Regions from separate parts of the Homo sapiens genome. Here all the other regions are linked to region 4. The links are chromatin loops, found by intact Hi-C in ENCODE. Cell type or tissue: B cell. All regions are shown on one strand.

Region 1 (4,000 bases), 140 kb before region 4:
CTATGATCAGACCACTGCACTACAGCCTGGATGACAAAGTGAAGCACTATCTCAAAAAATAAAATAGGGCCAGGCGCAGTGGCTCACACCTGTAATCCCAGCACTTTGGGAGGCAGAGGCGGGTGGATCACCTGAGGTCAGGAGTTCAAGACTAGCCTGGCCAACATGGTGAAACCCCGTCTCTACTAAAAATACAAAAATTGGCAGGTGGATCACCTGAGGTCAGGAGTTCGAGACCAGCCTGATCAACATGGTGAGATCCTGTCTCTACTAAAAATGCAAAAATTAGCCAGGCATGGCGGCACACGCCTATAATCTCAGCTACTCAGGAAGCTGAGACAGGAGAATCGTCTGAACCTGGGAGGCAGAGGTTGCAGTGAGCCGAGATCGCGCCATTGCACTCCAGCCTGGGCAACAAAAATGAAACTCTGTCTCAGGACACACACACACACACACACACACACACACACACACTAGCTGGGTGTGGTGGTGGGCACCTGTAGTTGCAGCTACTCAGGAGGCTGAGATAGGAGAATTGCTTGAACACAGGAGGCGGAGGTTGCAGTGAACCGAGATTGTACCATTGCACTCCAGCCTGGGCGACAGAGTGAGACTCCGTCTCAGAAAAAATAAATAAAAATAAAATAAAATAATTATAGTAGTGCAGGTGGTACACAGATATGGCAAAAATACATAAAAGGGCCTATGAATAACTGCATTTGGGGACGCGCAGCCTATGCCGAGGGCTATTAAACCTATCCATGTGCAGAGGGGAGGAATGAAGCATCCCAGAGGGAGCAGCAGGACCCACTGCTTCTGAGCAGAGCAAAGGACGAGTTCAGCTGAGCATTTACTTCTCCAGTCCAGGGGTTTCCGCCTGAATAGGTAGAAAGGCATACCGCCCCAGTGGATGACATCTCTGTGCCTTCTCCATTCCTTCCAACAATGGTGTGCTGGAAGCAGTGCTGGAAGAAGGGTCAGAAGGTCCAAATCCTGATCCTAGGAGATGATTTGCTTCGAATGGTTGTTGTTGTTGCTATCATTGTCGTTGTTGTTTGAGACAGGGTCTTACTCTGTCGCTCAGGCTGGAGTGCAGTGGTGCAATCCTGGCTGACTGCAACCTCCACCTCCTGGGCTCAAGCCGTCCTCCCACCTCAGCCTTCCGAGTAGCTGGGGCTACAGGCGCGCTAACTTATTTATTTATTTTAGAAATGGGGTTTCACTATGTTGCCCAGGCTGATCACGAACTCCTGAGCTCAAGGGATCCGCCTGCTTCGGCCTCCCAAAGTGCTGGGATTACAGGCCTGAGCCATTGCGCCCAGCCAATTTTTGTATTTTTAGTAGAGACGGGGTTTCACCATATTGGCCAGGCTGGTCTTGAACTCCTGACCTCAGGTGATCCACCCGCCTCTGCCTCCCAAAGTGCTGGGATTACAGGCGTGAGCCACCGCTCCCGGCCTGCTTTGAGTTCTTGACCAAATCACTTCCCCACTTGCTGTCTCAGTTTCCCCATATGGCAGTGAAGAGCGGGAATGGTTGAGTGTAGTTCCCACCGTCTTTTAAGGATTGTCGTGAATCATCGAAGCCAGCAGAGGGCGCCAGAGCCTAAGGAGCAGATTTGAGTCACTCTTCAGCCCTTCCAGCGGAGGGCGGAAAAGAGCTGAGATGAGACAGGAAAAGTGAGCATCAGACTGAGGTCCCCCAGGGCCTGACTGCAGGGACAGCGCTGCTCAGAAGAGTTCGGCTTGGGGACAGGGCAAGGAGCCGGGTCCCAGGCCTCGTTTAGGGCAAAGCATTTTACCTCTCTGGGCTAGTAGCAATTACAGCCTAAACCCTTGGTATTTAAAAAGTAACATTCCATTCCAGCACCATCTTCCCTTGGGGACTCTAGGGTGCGGGAGAGGGGGCTTCTGGGGATAGGGGAGTGGGGGGAGAGCTTAAGATGAGACTTTGCCTTTCACTCTTTCTCTTTCTGCTTACAAAAGTGTTTTTAAATGCCTCTTGGGGAAAAGACATCTGGCATCATGCAAAACTATCCAATTTTACAGAAGACCCAAATGCATCATTTTTACTTCTAAGTTCAAAATGAATTTGTAATTTCACAATGTTTTTTTTTGTTTGTTTGTTTTTTTGCACCGCCCTTAATCCATTTAACCCTGAGTGGACACAGCACATGTTTCAGGGAGCACAGGGTTGGGGGTAAGGTCACAGATCAACAGGATCCCAAGGCAGAGGAATTTTTCTTAGTGCAGAACAAAATGAAAAGTCTCCCATGTCCACTTCCTTCTACACAGACACGGCAACCATCCGATTTCTCAATCCCTTCCCCACCTTTCCCGCCCCTCCATTCCACAAAGCCGCCATTGTCATCCTGGCCCGCTCTCAATGAGCCGTTGGGCACACCTCCCAGACGGGGTGGTGGCCGGGCAGAGGGGCTCCTCACCTCCCAGTAGGGGCGGCCGGGCAGAGGCGCCCCTCACCTCCCGGACGGGGCGGCTGGCCGGGCGGGCGGGCTGACCCCCCCCATCTCCCTCCCGGACAGGGCGGCTGGCCGGGCGGGGGGCCGACACCCCCACCTCCCTCCCGGACGGGGCGGCTGGCCGGGCGGGGGGCGACACCCCCACCTCCCTCCCGGATGGGCGGCTGGCCGGGCGGGGGGCGACCCCCCACCTCCCTCCCGGACGGGGTGGCTGCCGGGCGGAGACGCTCCTCACTTCCCAGATGGGGTGGCTGCCGGGCGGAGAGGCTCCTCACTTCTCAGACGGGGCAGCTGCCGGGCGGAGGGGCTCCTCACTTCTCAGACGGGGCGGTTGCCAGGCAGAGGGTCTCCTCACTTCTCAGACGGGGCAGCCGGGCAGAGACGCTCCTCACCTCCCAGACGGGGTCTCGGCCGGGCAGAGGCGCTCCTCACATCCCAGATGGGGTGGCGGGGCAGAGGCACTCCCCACATCTCAGACGATGGGCGGCCGGGCAGAGACGCTCCTCACTTCCTAGATGTGATGGCGGCTGGGAAGAGGCGCTCCTCACTTCCTAGATGGGATGGCGGCCGGGTGGAGACGCTCCTCACTTTCCAGACTGGGCAGCCAGGCAGAGGGGCTCCTCACATCCCAGATGATGGGCGGCCAGGCAGAGACACTCCTCACTTCCCAGACGGGGTGGCGGCCGGGCAGAGGCTGCAATCTCGGCACTTTGGGAGGCCAAGGCAGGCGGCTGGGAGGTGTAGGTTGTAGCGAGCCGAGATCACGCCACTGCACTCCAGCCTGGGCACCATTGAGCACTGAGTGAACGAGACTCCGTCTGCAATCCCGGCACCTCGGGAGGCCGAGGTTGGCGGATCACTCGCGGTTAGGGGCTGGAGACCGGCCAGGCCAACACAGCGAAACCCCGTCTCCACCAAAACCAGTCAGGCGTGGCGGCACGTGCCTGCAATCGCAGGCATTGGGCAGACTGAGGCAGGAGAATCAGGCAGAGAGGTTGCAGTGAGCCGAGATGGCAGCAGTACAGTCCAGCTTCGGCTCCGCATGAGAGGGAGACTGTGGGGAGAGGGAGAGGGAGAGGGAGAGGGAGAGGGAGAGGGAGAGGGACTTCTCTTGAATGTCTTCACAATGTTTAAACAACACTGCCTGTTAGGGCATTATTGGTACTAGCAAAACAGACAAAATTTTTTCAGAAAGCTAGAGGCAACCCGAATGCCCATCAATAGATAAATAATTACACATATCATAGCAAATACCGTAAATTGGCACATATAATGACACAGTGAAGACATGCTGTTCATGAGGAAACACGAACAGCATATCCAGGATAAATCCTATAAATGGGTACTTTTCTGGAAGAAAACATAAGAAACTGTTACAGATTACCTTGGGACTCTGAGAAAGTGGAGATTTATTCTTCAATTTTACACCTGTCTACATTGATTTGGAATTTTCTAACAATGTGCTATTACTTTTGAACGGTGAAAAAGAATTATCTGGTGGAAAGATTGTGGACCACGTTT
Region 2 (4,000 bases), 300 kb after region 4:
GCTCTCCAGCCTGGGCAACAGAGCGAGACTCTGTCTCAAAAAAAAAAAAAAAATTTTTATATACATATGGATATTCTCAAATCACTTTCCAAGGAGGTTGCACCAGTTTACAGGCCTGTTTCCCTACATCCTCTGGAGTGATTGTGTGTGTGTGTGTGTGTGTTACAAGCAAACAGGGAATCTCTGCCCCACACCAGGCTCTAGTAGAGACATTTTCACATCTGACATCTCCAAAGCCAGAAGACATCACCTTCCTCCAACTCCTCCACTCCTGCCCCCAGGGCCAGCTAGCCACCTCTTCCTGCCAAGTTTATCTCCTATGTCACATCCATCCCTCCTTCCTTTCCTCTTTTTTGAGACAGTCTTGCTCTGTCGCCCAGGCTGGAGTACAGTGGTGTGATCTCGGCTCACTGCAAGCTCTGCCTCCCGGGTTCAAGTGGTTCTCCTGCCTCAGCCTCCTGAGTAGCTGGAATTACAGGCGCCTGCCACCACGGCAGGCTAATTTTTTTTTTTTTTGAATTTGTAGTAGAGATGGGGTTTCGCCATTTTGCCCAGGCTGGTTTTGAACTCCCGAGCTCAGGCAATCTGCCCGCCTCGGCCTCCCAAAGTGCTGGGATTACAGGTGTGAGCCACTGCACCCGGCCCCTTCCTTTCCTCTTTATTCTGCCTAAGTTCAGGTCTTCATCCTCCATGTTTGGGACCACGCCTGTGGTCTCCCAATAGGGTCTTGTATCCTTGTACGCCTAATTTAGCTTCCAACGTGCAGCTGCCAGGTTTCAGCACAGCTCACTCCTGCTCAGGGTTCCTCAAAGGCACCCTCTGCCTGCAAGAAAAAGGCTACTCCCAGCCAGGCGCGGTGGCTCACACCTGCAATCCCAGGACTTTCAGAGGCTGAGGTGGGAGGATCGCTTGAGCCTAGAAGTTCCAGACCAGCCTGGACAACATAGTAAGAACCCATCTCCACAAAAAAAAATTTAAAAATTAGCCAGGCGTGGTGGTGCATGCCTGTAGTCCCAAATACTCCTACAGGCTGAAGCGGGAGGATGGCCTGAGCCCAGGAGGTTGAGGCTGCAGTGAGCCATGATCATGCCTTTGCACATTAGCCTGGGAGACAGAGACCTCGTCTCAAAAAAAAAAAAAAAAAAAAAAAAGAAAAGAAAAAAAAGAAAAAAAGAAAGGCCACTCCCTTGGTCTGGCCATAGATCTGCATAATCTACCCCCTCCTGCATTCTGCGGCCTCATTTCCTCATTTCCAAACTCCTCTGAGCCTCGCTACTGCAGGGAGTGTTTTCCAATCCTCCAGGGCTGCCCAAGTAGGGCTAGGTGTCCCCTGTCCTCACCCGCCTTCCATGGTTCTCCCGTGCTGCATTTGCAGAATTGCAGTGACCATCTGTTCACGTTTCTTTCTCTCCACCCTAGGATGTGAGTTCCCTGAGAGCAGAGGCACAGCCTGGTCCTGGCACGGTGCCTGGCACACAGTACGCACCCGATACATGTGGTTGACTTGAACTTCATGTGGGTACAGGGTGTGTAGGTGGTGGTGGTGGGGAAGCCTCACTGTGGTCTCAAAGTCTGGAGCTCCTTTGCGTGTTTATCTGGCCTCTGCGATGCACATCTGGGAGGATCAGTGTTTGCATGGAGAGCAGGAAATAAGAGCAGGACCCGAGGATGAGGGCAGAGACCGGAGAGGACTGTGAATTTATATAGCCAAGGGCTCTTGTGGTCCAGCCCAGGCCAAAACTGAGACTAGGGTAACTGCAGGTTTTTCCAGGGTGCTTCTTGAATCTTTTTTACCAGAGAAAAGTAGTGGAAGGAGGACAAAGGGCGGCTTCACACAGCGCTGACTCCCCCTCACACAGACTTGGGGACCGATCAGCGTCTGGGGCACCAAGAGGCCGCCTGGGGGCTGGATTCAGGAGGTAAGGTGTTGAGCAGACACGATGGGGAGGTGGAGCTGGGGCGCAGGCACCAACACCTGAGAGGCATTTCCCCCTTCTTCCCTGGGTGTGTGCGGTGGGGGCTCCAGAAACGCCCGACCCCCGGGAAAGGGGTGAGTGAGGTGGGCCCCATCTTTCCAGCCCCCGGGGAGTTCCTGCGTCCGCGAGGACAGGGAGGCCTCTAGCGGCTGGCGTGGGAAGCAAGCAAAGGCTGGCTGGGGACGGCGGGAGGGCATTTCCTGCCGGCGCCTGGGGCCGCGCGGTTTCGCAAAGGAAGTGCCTCCCGGACGCGGGGCGGGGCGGGAAGTGGGGCGGGGGCGCGGCCAATGGCTGCTCAGAGGCCGCAGAGGGGCGGGGGGGGCCGAGCCCCGGCGCCGGCCCCACCCAGGCCGCCCGGCAGAGCCAGGCGCCGGAGCCCGCCGCACCCAGGCCAACAAGTTCTGCCGCTGGAGCCTCCACCCAGAGCCTCGCCCCGCTCCCCGCCTCTGCCTTCGGAGCCGCACAAGCCCCGCCCCTCTGCTCCAGGGCAGAGGCCACGCCCCCTCCCCCGCCGCATTCCAGGACTGCCCCTACCCAGGCCTTCGAATTTTGCTTTCCAGCTACTAGTATCCTGTCGTCTGTGTCCAGGCACTTAATTAGTCCTGCCAATAGGGCACATCTCCATTTTGCAGACCACATACCCGAGGCGGGAAGACGTAGACGAGCACAGCCTGGAGGCTCAAATTTGTGCTCTGACGCTGCCCTTCCCACCTGAAGTGTCGAGGGCCGGGCAGCCCCTCCCTCCACCAACAGCCCTCTAGGTGTGCTGAAGCGGGGGGGGGGGGGCCCACGGCAGCCGCAGGTGCAAGGCACACACCCCACTTGCTGAAGTCCCCCGCAATAACCACAGAAGCAGGATAGGGGTCTGGCTTTCTCTTTAGTTCTCATCACACTAGGGCTCTCAGTCACAGAGAAGGCACTTAAATGGGAAGGCCACCTGATGCAGGCCAACCATATTCACCCCCCGCCCACCCGCTCTGGGGGAGGGGAGCACAACGACATCACCACTTGACATCCCCCTTGGCACTGGTATGTGGGTCCCCTTAACCGTTAGACCCTGGGGAGAGCCCAAGGCCTTGACCTCCGGAATCGCCATGTTAGGAGGAGGGGCTTCAGAAACAGTTGGAAGGCAGGATATCCTGGGAGCTGCCCCCAGCCAGCAGGGGATCAGGCAGGGGGCTGTAGGAGATGGGTTGGCACAGGGGAAGGGGACAGCTTGGTCGGGCTTCCTGGAGATCCCCAAACCCCACAGAAGGTCCCACCTCCTACAGATCCCCCAAAGGCACCGGTGAAGGATGGGCAAGGAGGCACTGATGAGCTGGCGTAGAGACCCCCCACACACACTTAGCTGGTGGGCCTAGCATATGCTGGGCACAGAAGGTGCTCAAGAAATGTTTTTTTGAATGAATGAACGGAGCAAAGGGGTGTGAGGGACAGAGGACAGGGCCTGGGCCCCTTGGCCCAGCTTGTTCCATTCAGAAAATAGCAGTTTAAAAAATGTAAAAATCCTTTCCCTCCCTCCCCCCAACTTCTGGGCCCAGGAAAGGGGCAAGGGAGGGGTGTCTCTACCCTGACCCTTCCCTCTCTCCTTCCCCTAAAAATCTATATACACATGTACATATTTATATGGCACCACAAGGGGGGTCCTGCCTATGCCCCCACGCTCAGAGCTGGGGGAGCCAAGCCCCGGGGCTGGTTAAGGCAGAAGTCTGAGGTCATTGCTTGGATGATGCAGGGAGCAGCCCTCAGCTGTCGGCCCTGGAGAAGCTGCACTGTGGGGCCTGAAGGACAGACTCCTGCTGCCTTCCCCAGTGGTAACAGACCTCCCCTCCCTCCAAGGCAGAGGCAAAGGTTGGTAGGGGCCCTCTCAGTCCCAAGGGAGGAGGTGGGGCAGGGGGAGGGGCTGGTTCTCCCCTCCCAGCCTAGAGCTGTGCCCCTGGGAAAGCTGGGCGGGGAAGAGGGGGCTCTATGCAAGGCACTTGATGTCCACCGTTCCCAGACTGGGGGTCCAAGGCAGGAACCCT
Region 3 (4,000 bases), 190 kb before region 4:
TCATTTGTAGGAAATATATATTAAAATATTAGGGAGTCACCGGGCTCGGTGGCTCACGCTTGTAATCCCAGCACTTTGGGAGGCCGAAGTGGGTGGATCACGAGGTCAGGAGATCGAGACCATCCTGGCTAACACGGTGAAACCCCGTCTCTACTAAAAACATTAAAAAAAATTAGCTGGGCGTGGTGGCGGGTGCCTGTAGTCCCGGCTACTCAGGAGGTTGAGGCAGGAGAATGGCGTGAACCCGGGAGGTGGAGCTTGCAGTGAGCCGAGATCGCACCACTGCACTCTAGCCTGGGAGACAGAGAGAGACTCCGTCTCAAATAAAATAAAATAAAATAAAAATAATAAAATAAAATAAAATAATATAAAATAAAATAAAATATTAGGGAGTAATGAGGCATCATGGAGGCAACTTACTCATAAGTGGTTCAGGAAAGGGGGAAATTCTTTGTATATCATTGTAACTTTTCTATACCGTTGAAATTATTTCAAAAGAAAAAGACAAGGAAGGAGTGAATGAAATCCCTGAGGCAGTGGAGAATGAGAGGAGGTTGAGGCAGTGCAATATCAACCACTGACACCAAAGGGTTCCATATGTGTAAGGAGAGGGCAGCTAATAATGTGTAATATTGCAAAAAGACAGAAGAGAATTTTTAAAAAGGTATTAAACTATTTACAAATTTTCTACATTATTAATCATGGCAGCATCTTCATACATGTGCAATGCAATGGAAAATAAACCCATTATTCATTCACAGACAATACTGAATGTGCATATGGATTTGGCTTCCGCATGGAAGCAATTAACAACTTCTTGACTTCCCTGGGCCCTGGGATTCAGAGATTGGAAACCTGTTCTCACTACAAACCATTACAGTTTTAAAAAGAAAATCACAATGACATAATTATATTAGCTCTTGTCAGGAGGCCAGGTCCCCCAATTCCTAGTTTTAAACGGGATCTTTTAAAAAATTTAGTGTATTCTGGCCAGGGGCAGTGGCTCAGTCTCTGTAACCCCAACACTTTGGGAATTGGAGGCGGGAGGATAACTTGAGCCCAGGAGTTCAGAGACCAGCTTAAAATACAAAGCGAGACTCCGCCTCTAAAAGAAAAAAAAAGACGGTCGTGGTGGCATGCGCCTGTAGTCCTGTAGTCCCAACTACTCGGGAGGCTGAGGTGGGAGAATCGCTTGAGCTCTGGATGTCGAGGCTGCAGCAAGCCTTGATTGCACCACTGCACTCCAGCCTGGGCGGCAGGGCGAGACCCTGTCCCAAACAAAATTACATAAATTGAGTTAAATAAAATTTAGTGCAATCTAATGATATAATTTGATGCTCACATTTTGGGAGAAAATAATCTGTATATAGAATTATTAATGTGCCCAAGTAACACACGTTCCTTATAGACAAATGGAAAATGCAGATAGAGAACAAATTTTAAGCCACCTATACACCCACCATCCAAAAATAATTTGTTAGCATTTTGATGTCTATTTGAGACTTCTAAAATGCAAATCGCATGTATAATTTTTTGCCGTTAAAGAGGGACCCTGCCTTGTGCTATTTTGTGTCTTGCATCTTCTCCTCCACCCCCCATCCATTTAGAGCAAACACGGTCTCAGGAACTAAATATATTTCAAACGCCTCATTTTTAAGGACGCGGCGAGGAATTCCATTGAGCAAATGGGCGGTGACTTATGTAATCATGTTCCTATTTAAGGACTTTTACGTTGGGCGCGGAGAGATAGTGCCGCAGAACCTGCGGGACGAAGCTGAGACAACTGGAAAAATGGGAGGTTGGTGGACAGCTAGCTAGGTCGCTGAGCTGGGTTTTAAGCACACAGGGACGGAGGAAAGAGGGCCAGCAAGGCCGCGGCCGGCGGAAAGCAATGGGCCCGTGAAGTCGGATTTGGGCGCCGTGCGAGGCAGAGGGCGGGTGGTTCCCAAGTCAAAGGGCAGCGGATGAGTTGAACCCGAGACCCACCCAATTAACTGGGGCTACGCGCCCCAAGGCCCGAAAGCTGATGCGCCGCCGCCTCTCACCAACAGAGGGCGCTGTGTCCTCAGCAGTTCGCGGTGGGCGGCTCCCAGCTGCTGGCCAGATGTAGACAGCTGGACCGCGGGAGGCGCGAAGCCCTACCCGAGCCCCTGCAGACCCGCAGGCGGAGGAGGGATGGGCGAAGAAGGGACGGCAGGGGGCAAGGGTGGTGGCAGAGCACTCCACTGTCGCTGCTCTGCAGACTCCCGGATTGCCTTCCCCTGTAGGGCAGAAGAGGGGCGCCTCCCACCCAGGCGGGACGTTTTCTGATACCCACCAAAGTGCAGTCTGGGCTGCCCGCGGCCCTAGGCTGCCTCAGCATGACCGAGAGGGGTCCACAGGGCGGGGCGCAGGGCCAGGAGAGACCCACGCGGCAGTCTGCAGCCGGAAAGAGAGCTGGACTTTAAGGCCTTGAACTTGTGGAGAATCCAGCCCTTAACTCCAGATGTTCTAACATCCACACATACACACAGACCGTTTCTGAGCTCTTTCTGCTCTGGGTGCGGTGTGCAGTGGAGGAGTGAGAAACTGAGGCACAGCAGGATGGAGTACTGAGCAGACCCCTTCTCCCCATATTGTTTGGGGCGGAGAAGCTGCGCTAGAATCAGAAGCTCCAGTGAAGGACCCCGGGGCCAGGGACAACCCCAGGGACCCTGCCCCCTTGACCTGCCCGCTGTCCCCACCCCTGGCCGCTCCCCAGGCTCCGGTAGGGGTAATCAGCTGCTGCGTGCTGCTGCAATTGGCGGCGCAGACCCGGCCTGGCGGAGGACGGGCGGGCGGCGCAGGGGCGGGCGAGGGGCTTAATTGCAGGGCTTTGGCCAGCAGTCTGGGCTGCAACTCCACTGGGGGGAAGGGAGCGGGCCCCTTAGCTCTTCAGGCCCGGCTTTGGAGGAAGCCAAAGGCCTTTGGGTAGGTAGCCGGGGATCCCTTCCCCGGAAACTGGGGTTTCGTGGGTTGGGGGGAGGTTGAACCCCAGCGAGGGTGAAAGGAGGAGGAGCGGGATGCCTCGGGAGAGCTGCGGGGGTGGTGGGGGCAGATTCCAAACTCCCCACCCAAACCCCAGAAGCCCTGGTTAGTCTAGTCCGAGACTCCTCCCTCATTCTGACCCCCCTCCCCTTTCTGCTGCCTCGGTTACCCCCCTTCTTGTATCCCCAGGGCGCTCCCACCCTGGGGAAGAATGTGCCCTCCTTGCGCACCCTTGCCATGGTAACGGCACACCCCCACCCCCGCGCACCGCAGCGGCCCGGCCTGGCCCCGCGGGCGGCGAGAAAAGGTGGGGGGGCGGGCGCCTCCCAGCCCCGAGGACACACCTCGGCTGCCCTGGTTACCACAGTAACCGGGGGCATTCCAAAGTGCGCAGCCGCGAAGTGGCAAAGGGCTTCCTCACCATCCTATACCTCCCAACCCACCAGCAGGGGTTAGCCGCTCCAGGGAGAGACCTCCTATGCGCCAACCCTAACTTCAAGGACAAGGTCCAGAGAGGAATCATGGGATGTCCCAGCTTCCATACACCGCGAGCCTAGGGAGCAAAAGCATCTGGGGCCCCTGAAAGCCTGGCACCTGAAAAGGGATACCCCAGTCGCCAGCTTGTCCTCCTCCCCAACCGGAGCCCGAGGGAGGCGCTGGCAGCAGGAAGCCGGGGAAGGGCCCGGAGGAGCGCAGGCCCCACAGCCGAGCGGTGATTACAGGGACCTGTCCCTCCCGCCCCCAGCTCTCACTCTCATTAAGTCATTTTTTCCCCTGTTGGAAAGTCCCTGTGCCTTGAGGGCAGGGGCTGGGGCGACCGCAGGCAGCTGCCGGCAACCACATGAGAAGTGGGGGGAGGAGGAGAGAAGGGGGCTGTGACTAGAGCCTGGCCACACTCCAACGTGGAAGGCCCCCTGCCAGGGGCTAGCTGGGGGCACATTAATTTGGGGGAAGTAGGGGGAGCTCCGGGATGACCCTGACCTTGTTTCTCACC
Region 4 (4,000 bases):
AGCCTGCCTCAGGCTCCCAAAGTGTTGGATTTACAGGTGTGAGCCACAACACCCAGTCTTAAAATAGGTATTAACTATCTTACTGAGTAACACACACCTGAACTAAAAGAAATCTCTTTAAAAATTTTACGCAAGTTTTATCCAAATAACTTAAAAATTCCATTGTCCCAAAAGACATTCCCGTTACATTTAACTGTTGTGTTCTTTTCAGAATATCTTAACAAAGAATACAGTTTACACGAATGGGATTGTGTATTGGCAAGCCTTCTGGGTTGGGAGGTAACTTAAATCACTAAAGGAGGTGTTCCTGAAAATAAATATTTCCAAAGTAGTCCTTATTTGTATCTGAGGACATTTTTACACTCAGGCCAATACACCATATTAAAATTTGGGAAGTGTGAGGGATTTGCCACACACAGCCTCCTACCCTTTTTTTGTAAGGGAAGTTTTAGAAAAAGAGTTCATTGGGGCCGGGCGCGGTGGCTCACACCTGTAATCCCAACATTTTGGGAGGCCGAGGCGGGTGAATCACGAGGTCAGGAGTTTGAGACCAGCCTGGCCAAGATGGTGAAACCCCGTCTCTACTAAAAAATACAAAAAATTAACCGAGCGTGGCAGCATGCGCCTCTAATCCCAGCTACTCCGGAGAATGAGGTAGGAGAATCGCTTGAACCCAGGAGGTGGAAGTTGCAGTGAGCCAAGATCGTGCCATTGCACTCCAGCCTGGGTGACGGAGCAAGACTCTGTCTCAAAAAAAAAAAAAAAAGTTCACTGGGAAGCTGAGGATCTGGAAATGTATTCATGTTAAGCTAGACGTGCAAGTGTATCCCTTGGAAGTCTACAACCCTGATTACTCCAGCTTGAAAACCACTGCTCCAGGGATATAGTTCTAACTCAGCAAAACATCCAAGGCCCTTTGTGATCTAACCCCTATTAACTTCACTCTTTCTATTTGTTACTGGATGGCTCCCTCCAAATCTAGCCCAGGTCTGTCAAACTGTTTCCAGTTCTCTTTTCAGGACTTGCTGTCCCTTTCCTAAAGCCACTGTGTATCTGGAATGTCCTCCCACCTCTCTATTCGCAGAAAACACTTGATAATTTTTCAAGGATTGATTCAGTCCAATATAAGTAGCTGCTAACTTTCTGAGCACAAAGTGGGTGGTTTAAATGCAAACAGTGTCTCAGTATTCAGTGCAAGAAACAGAAGGATGGGATGGAACACTGTCCCAAAGGGTCCCCCAAATGCTAAATCAACAGGTGCTGCAGTTAAAGAATAGGTGATTTGTAGTATCTGAGAAAGCAAAGAAGATTTCATCAAGGAAGGATTAAAATATTTCCGAGATCCAGAATGGGAATGTGAAGACCAGGAGGAATGGCAATAATGTCGTTTTCTAAGTAAGTCCGGATTAAGTATTTCCTGTTCTATCACAGCACACACCACAGTATGGCAAATGCTCGTTTACTTGATTAATAATCTCCTAGACTGTAAATTCCGTGAAAACATGCTTGTCCTATTAGCCACTCTATCCCCTCAATCCCTCCCATTGTACCCAGGCTCATTAAATATTTGTCAATGTTTACTAAAAATTGTTTAGTGAATGATTAAATAAAGGAATTGATGAATGAAGAATTAAATTCCACAGGATCTCAGATCCTGTTTGAATCTGTGGAGTTTAGGAACGTATTCTTCTACAGATACTGAGGATGGAGAAGTGAAAAAGCAGATATCCATGTTAAATTCGGCCCTGGAGCCTGCGAGGAGCTTGGGCTCACACCCAGAGGGAATTTAAACCTCAGCGCGGCAGGACAGAGGAAGCTCGGAGGCCATAACTAGGGGATGAGGCAGTGTTCGGGCACCCGGAGGCGAGGCCGACTAAGTTCGCGGGGCGTGGCGGAGAGGAGAAGGGCTCCGAGGAGGCGCGAAGTCCCGGCCGGGTAGGAGGCCGCGGCTCCCTGGCCTCCCGGGGGATGAGAGGTGGCGGGAGGAAGCGGGGCTAGGGTGAGAGTGGCCGGAGGGCTGGGGACCCGCGCGAAAGGACTCAGGTAGAGGGAGGTCGGGAGCGTGGGACCGGCGGAGTGTCTGGGGTCGGCTCCCCTGGCTCCGCAGCCGCACTCACCTAGGGGATCCAGCTTCGCCCCGGCTCGGCACCGGCTCCACGCTACTTCCTCCCTCGGCCTGCTGGGCTACCCGGCAGCCTCAGGCGCCCCTAGCAACCACGCACCGCCACGCGTGACAAGCGCACTCGGCCGCCAGCGCCGCTGCCGCCTGCCACACACCGCGCGCGCCCCCAGCGGACAGACCGAGAGTCTGGAAGAAGAGGGCGGGAGGCAAGCGCGGGGAATCTCGGGGGTTCTGGGGCCTGTAGGGGCGGGTCGTCACCTGACTCGCGCACGCGCAGTCCCTTCAGTGCGGTGGGATCCGGCGAGCGGAATTCTGGGAGATGTAGTCCCGTGGTTAAAGCTCTGAAAGGCTCCATTCGGAGCATCCAGGACTCTCTCTTTCTACTCTAATTCCACCTACTCCCTATGGACTGTTTTCTTTTTTAGAGACAGAATCTCGCTCTGTCGCCCAGGCTGGAGTGCAGCGACGTGATCATAGCTCACTGCGAACTTGAACTCCTGCTCAAGCGATCCGCCCGCCCCCAGCCTTCCGAGTAGCTGGGACTACAGGCACGCCACCATGCTGGGCTATTTTTAAATTTTTTTTCTCAGGACAGGGTCTCACTATGTTACCCAGACTGGTCTTAAACTCTTGGCCTCAAGTGATCCTCCTGCATCAGCCTCCTGGTCGCTGGGATTACAACGGGAGCCCCCACGCCTGGCCTGGACTCTTTGGCCTTGCCTCAATTGAAAATCAAAGGGCCCAGGCTCAGTTGAAGGATTTCTAGAAAAAGCCTTTGAGTTTGACCGCAGGAAAGGGGAGATTGCCCGATTCACTCTGCCTCCCTCTAACCCATCCTTCCCTAACCCCAACCCACCCAGCGGGGCAAAATTAAAACCACCTGCCTGCTTTATGGGCTTCAAGTGTGAACGTTAGGAAATACTGACTCAATTCCTTATCTCGTTAGCTCCCCAGGCAAGCCAGATCGCGCTCCTGCCTCAGATGTCCGTAGACCTGAGAGATTTGGAGATCTAAGAAAGCTGGAAGATGAAAGGATCTTTCCTAGGCAATTGGCTACAGAAATAAAGGGGACAAAGATAAAACTAATCTGATGAAAACAGTCTGGACCAGAGGAAGGATCTCAATAAATAACTTATTTAGTCAACAGTCGTTGATGGATGCTAAAAGTATTAGATAATTTATGGGAGAATTTTACACTGAAGGATGTACACTGAAGATAACCTACATGTACTAATCAATCTTAGATCACGAAACATGGGACAGCTGAGCATTGTTTCTTGATGTGATGCAATTGAACAGAAATATTTATGAAGTATAGCGTATTTTTGTAAAAAAAAAAGTTGAGTGACTCTAATCAAGTTTTGGCTGTAATTTCCAGTTAACAAGAAATAAAGAGAAACAACTGTATAACACTACAAGAAAGCAATCAAACAAATCCAGAATGTGAGCCAATGTACAGAATAAATGACCTCTTCTTCCTTCAACAATTTTAGGGTATAAAAATGAGGAGAGATGTTTTAGATTATAAGAGATTTAAGAAATATATTCAAATGTTGGCCAGGTACAGTGGCTCACACTTGTAATCCCAACACTCTGAGGATCACTTGAGGTCAGGAGTTCAAGACCAGCCTGGGCAACATGGTGAAACCCCGTCTCCAACAAAAAATACAAAAATTAGCCAGGCATGGTGGTGCACACCTGTAGCCCCCAGCTACTCAGGAGGCTGAGACAGGAGAATCGCTTGAACCCAGGAGACAGAAGTTGCAGTGAGCCAAGATTGTGCCACTGCATTCCACCCTGGGCAACAGAGCAAGACTCCCTCTTGAGAAAAAAAAAAGAAATATATTCAAATGCAATGAGTGCAGCTTGTTTGGATCC
Region 5 (4,000 bases), 170 kb before region 4:
AGATGTCCTTATTCCCCATCACGCGCTCACACTAGCATTTCCCACGCTTGATGCAGCACAAGTGTCCCCTGGGGTGGGCCATTGTGGGAATGCGGATTCCAGGCCCCATGAAGTTGAATCAGCCTTTCCAGGGAAAGGCCTGGGTGTCTGTCTTTCTAGCTAGCATCCCCAGTGATTCTGGTGGGGACTCCTTTTGGGAAACGCTGCTGACCTGGTTGAGGAGCTGATTTAGTTTCCTTTGGCATCTCTCTGATGAGGGGGTCTCTTTTCTTCCCCACCTCCACTGTCTGTGAAATACAGAGGTGCAAAGGAGACCGAGAAAACCCTTTCTTAAAAAAAAACAAAAAAGCCTCCGGAGGCAAATAGTGATACTGAGGCTTGCACTCAGGCGTGGCTCTGCCCTGGTGTCAGGAGGGTCTAGGAGTGCCCAAGTCAGAGCACTTCTCAGTGAAGGGAGGGGAGAGTCTGTGTTGGTCCAGAGCCTTGGCATGTATGTAGGTGAGGCCCAGAGACTGTCTGCCCCTGGGGTCCCAGCCCCAAATGACCCACACCATGGCCAAGCCCCTATCAGCACCCCCTAGTCCCCACCCTGGCCCTGCCCTGGGCCCTGGCCCTCAGCCCAGCCCCAGCCCCCGCAGCCGCCGCCTAAGACCACAATTACAGGGGCCACTGGGGGGCGGGGGAGCACTGGGGATGAAAGGCAGCTTGGAGAATGGTTCCAGCTGTGGCAGCTCTGGAGAAGGTCACAGGGAGGAAGGGCCGGGGAAGCATGGGGGTGAGAACAGGTGGGACCCTCACAGCCCCAGCCTAGCCCAGTCCAGCCCCAGCCCAGTCCTGGTGCCCAGCTGGAGAAGTTTGTCTTGCTGAAGAAGAACGCCAAGGAGCCACAGACCAATAAGGAGGCTCTTCATTCCATTGTCCAGGCCTCAGAGGCCACCAACCCTCAGCAAGGTAAGGGGGAATGGCTTGCTGCTGCAGTCTCCCCAAACTCCCAATGTGTTTGGTCATTGAAAGGGAAGGGAATTGTTCCCCGAGCCCGTGGCCTCAGGCTGATCCTAGGCCTTCCACTCGGCCTCCTCACCCATCTGCCTGTGTTCCGCCTGTTCCTGATGTGGTCACACACACATCTGGGGTGCCTCTTTGCACTTCCCCCATCTCCCCAGTTCCACATGTCCCCTGCCATTCAGCCAGCAGGGGACTTTGATGGCTCAGACTGCCTGAGGCTGAGCAGCTGGATGAGCAGGGGTGGGTGGTGGTGGGAACTCTACTTCCGGCCCCTTCCCAGGCAGCAGGGCAACAGCACAGATCTATCTCTGGGCTCAAAGAAGATAAGGCTAGAAGTCCCAATGGTGCCTTCTGGTAATCACTCCCACCCTTCATAGAAGGCAGTGCCCAGACGCCTTCAGGGCTTGGTAACAGAAGATGGACCAGTAACATGTGGCCAGCAGTTTAAAGATGGAAGTGCATTCTCACAATGTGCTAAAAAGCAATCAGGGACCCCTATTAGGTGATAGGAAGTGCTCAGATAGGTTAACTGACTTGACCAAGGTCAAGCTAGCAAACAAGGCATTTTTCATTGTACCATACAACTTCCTCTGAATTCCTTTTAACCTGCCTAGAATGGTGCCAGTTCATGCCACTTCCCCAGCTTCCCTCCCTGGCATTGTGGAGGAAGATGTCCAGCATCTTCCACCCTATCTCACCCCCTGCAGGACCCAGCAGTGGTAGAGTCTGGGAGGCTGGCATCCCAGCCCTAGGTCTGGGCCAGCCCAGACGTCCCAGACAGTCTGGAACCCTAGAAGCTTGACCCAAGCTGTCTGTAGGTCTCCTTGCTTCCTTTCAGTCCTATCCTCTCCTGCCCACCACTCTCTGAGTTTCCCAGATGTCCTGCAGGTCCTGTCTGTCGCTCCCTGTTAATAGAGAAGCTGGGCTCCGCATGCCCTCTGGTGGTCTCTGAGAGAAGTGCAGGAGTTTGGGTTTTGGGCTTGTTTGGTTTTTTTGTTTGTTTGAAGATAAGAGCAGAGCTTTGGGGAAGGCAGATCTGTGAATATAAACCTTGCCCTCAGGGAGCTTCATTTCTCCTCTATGTGGACCATAATGTATTTCCACTGTCTCCTTTGGTAAGTTAACAGAGTTTCCTTTGGTCAAGGAGTTCTAAGTCCAAATTCTCCATGACTTCCCTGAGGCCCAGACATTTGACCCAAGGGAGCCAAGAGGAGGCAGAAAGGAAAACCCTGGTGCCTCAACCTTCCCACTGCAGCCTGACACCCCTCCCCACCATGAGCCTTGAGGATTGAAGCAGGCTAGGTCACCGAGTGAATGCAGGGGCATTGCGGGGGAAGGACAGGGGTCCTGGAAGCCACGGTGAGGGTCTGTCACATCCAGAACGAGCTCCCTTTCCTTCTGTTTCATTTGAAGGACTGTGCTTTGCTCCCTGTGCCTGCCCCACCCCCCTGTGGTTCTAGAGAGGCTGTCAATCCCAGGCATGGTAGTACATCTCCCTAGACACCATTATTGGTTCAGGAATAGGCAAATGACCAAGCTGAACTAAGCAAGGTCTTCCTTGGGACTTCTGTTGGAGACAACTGGGAAAGTCATTCTTCTGCTTTTGGATCTAAGACTGCATATAGAGCTGTCATGGAGAAAGTCTGCAGGAGGAGATAATGAGGACAGTATGCCAAGAGAGGCAGAGATAAGCAGAAACAATAGATGCAGAGGCGAGGGAGAGGGAAGGAGATGAGAAAGAAGCCTGTGACACCACGTGAGCCCCTGGGTTCAGCTGTACCTGAATTCAGACTAACCTCTGGACTTCCCTGGTATAAAAGCCATTCATTATTTCTGTTTGGCCTCAGCTAAAAGTCAGGTATCTTCATTTGCAATCAGGGCCTGCCCAATATCTGCAAAGCATCATATGTCTGTCCCCATTCTCACAGTAACTATCATTTACTAAACATATGTTTGACAAATTATGTGTCACAAGCTATGCTAAAGGCTTTCATATCTCAAAAAAAAATTCTCCCAACAATCCTGTGAGGGTGTGGGACAGATTATGATGGCTGCAAATTATTTGCCACTCCTCCCATTGAGAGGTGGAATTAATTTTCCCTCCCTTTGAATTTTGCCTGGCTCTGTGAACTGTTTTGACCAATACACAGTTACAGTGATGCTATGTAACTTCCAAAGCTGGACTTGAGAAGATACTTACAGCTTCTGCCTTCAAGTTTGGTACACTTTCCTTTGAAAGTCAGTTTTGGCCGGGCGCGGTGGCTCACGCCTGTAATCCCAGCACTTTGGGAGGCCAAGGCAGGCGGATCACGAGGTCAGGAGATCAAGACCGTCTTGGCTAACACGGTGAAACCCCATCTCTACTAAAAATACAAAAAAACGTATCCAAGTGTGGTGGTGGGCGCCTGTAGTCCCAGCTACTTGGGAGGCTGAGGCAGGAGAATGGCATGAACCCAGGAGGCAGAACTTGCAGTGAGCTGAGATCACGTCACTGCACTCCAGCCTGGGCAACAGAGCGAGACTCCATCTCAAAAAAAAAAAAAAAAAAAAAAAAAAAAAAAAAAAAAAAAAAAAAAAGAAAGTCAGTCTTATGTAAGAAGTCTGACTATCCTAAGGCTAACATGCAGCGAGGAAGCCCAGGTTAGCCACATGGAGAGAATGAGAGCACAAGAGAAGCTCTGTGCCCTAGACATGTGAGTGGGGGCTTCTTGGACTGTCCAGCACAGCACAGTGGAGACTCCAGCAGAATGCAGCCATGTGAACCCAAGCCAATGGTTCTGCTATATAGAGCAGACCTACCAAGCTGAGTTCTGACCAATCATGACCTCAAAAATCCTGAGAAGTGATTACTTTGGGGTTGTTTGTTATGTAGCAATGGATAACTGAAACAGAGCGAAATCCCTTTGTATAAAGAAAATGAGGCTAATTTGGCCTCTGTTGTAAAGTTCTAAGCAGCAGCACCAACTGCAAACCCAGAGTGTCTGACCCCAAAGCT

What was found. Hi-C counts contacts between places; a loop is a spot of excess contacts. Peaks named below come from ENCODE experiments on the same cell type or tissue, not always from the same donor. Only the 100,000 strongest peaks of a DNase experiment are listed, where the experiment ranks them.
Region 1: a loop joins it to region 4, with 7 times the contacts of the local background. A loop is called at or near these places in 93 of 110 quality-filtered maps.
Region 2: a loop joins it to region 4, with 18 times the contacts of the local background. A loop is called at or near these places in 6 of 110 quality-filtered maps.
Region 3: a loop joins it to region 4, with 5 times the contacts of the local background. A loop is called at or near these places in 9 of 110 quality-filtered maps.
Region 5: it touches region 4 in a loop (3.0-fold over the local background); 2 of 110 quality-filtered maps call a loop at or near these places.

What each region holds. Positions count from the first base shown.
Region 1 is chr2:218,845,477-218,849,476 of GRCh38, reverse strand. No RefSeq gene overlaps it. Among named protein-coding and RNA genes, the nearest start is that of WNT6, 12 kb to the left of the region's middle. In B cell, CTCF peaks have their summits at 1,406 and 1,605 (motif pointing right); a DNase peak (open chromatin) is centred at 1,626; H3K27me3 peaks cover 1,200 bases.
Region 2 is chr2:218,404,776-218,408,775 of GRCh38, reverse strand. CTDSP1 (CTD small phosphatase 1) reads right to left here. Exons shown (of 7, transcript NM_021198.3): 7 at 2,835-4,000. Among named protein-coding and RNA genes, the nearest start is that of MIR26B, 4.1 kb to the right of the region's middle. RefSeq lists enhancers at 1,708-1,857, 1,888-2,097 and a silencer at 2,208-2,587. In B cell, CTCF peaks have their summits at 1,908 and 2,110; DNase peaks (open chromatin) are centred at 2,185 and 3,945; H3K4me3 peaks cover 1,779 bases; H3K27ac peaks cover 2,466 bases.
Region 3 is chr2:218,896,459-218,900,458 of GRCh38, reverse strand. It overlaps LOC105373882 (a long non-coding RNA gene), which reads left to right and starts at 3,434. Exons shown (of 3, transcript XR_923916.3): 1 at 3,434-3,718. RefSeq lists silencers at 2,717-2,836, 3,127-3,396 and an enhancer at 3,657-4,000. In B cell, CTCF peaks have their summits at 1,836 and 2,036 (motif pointing right); DNase peaks (open chromatin) are centred at 2,068, 3,358 and 3,738; H3K4me3 peaks cover 1,687 bases; H3K27ac peaks cover 1,567 bases; H3K27me3 peaks cover 770 bases.
Region 4 is chr2:218,709,155-218,713,154 of GRCh38, reverse strand. TTLL4 (tubulin tyrosine ligase like 4) reads right to left here and starts at 2,320. Exons shown (of 20, transcript NM_014640.5): 1 at 2,118-2,320. LOC124907983 (a long non-coding RNA gene) reads left to right here and starts at 1,671. Exons shown (of 2, transcript XR_007088089.1): 1 at 1,671-1,935; 2 at 3,069-3,553. RefSeq lists silencers at 1,929-1,978, 1,989-2,038 and an enhancer at 2,419-2,518. In B cell, a CTCF peak has its summit at 2,275; a DNase peak (open chromatin) is centred at 2,294; H3K4me3 peaks cover 1,458 bases; H3K27ac peaks cover 1,198 bases.
Region 5 is chr2:218,874,742-218,878,741 of GRCh38, reverse strand. It overlaps a transcript of WNT10A not described here. Among named protein-coding and RNA genes, the nearest start is that of WNT10A, 4.1 kb to the left of the region's middle. In B cell, CTCF peaks have their summits at 1,713 and 1,915 (motif pointing left); DNase peaks (open chromatin) are centred at 1,141, 1,921 and 3,752; H3K27me3 peaks cover 1,703 bases.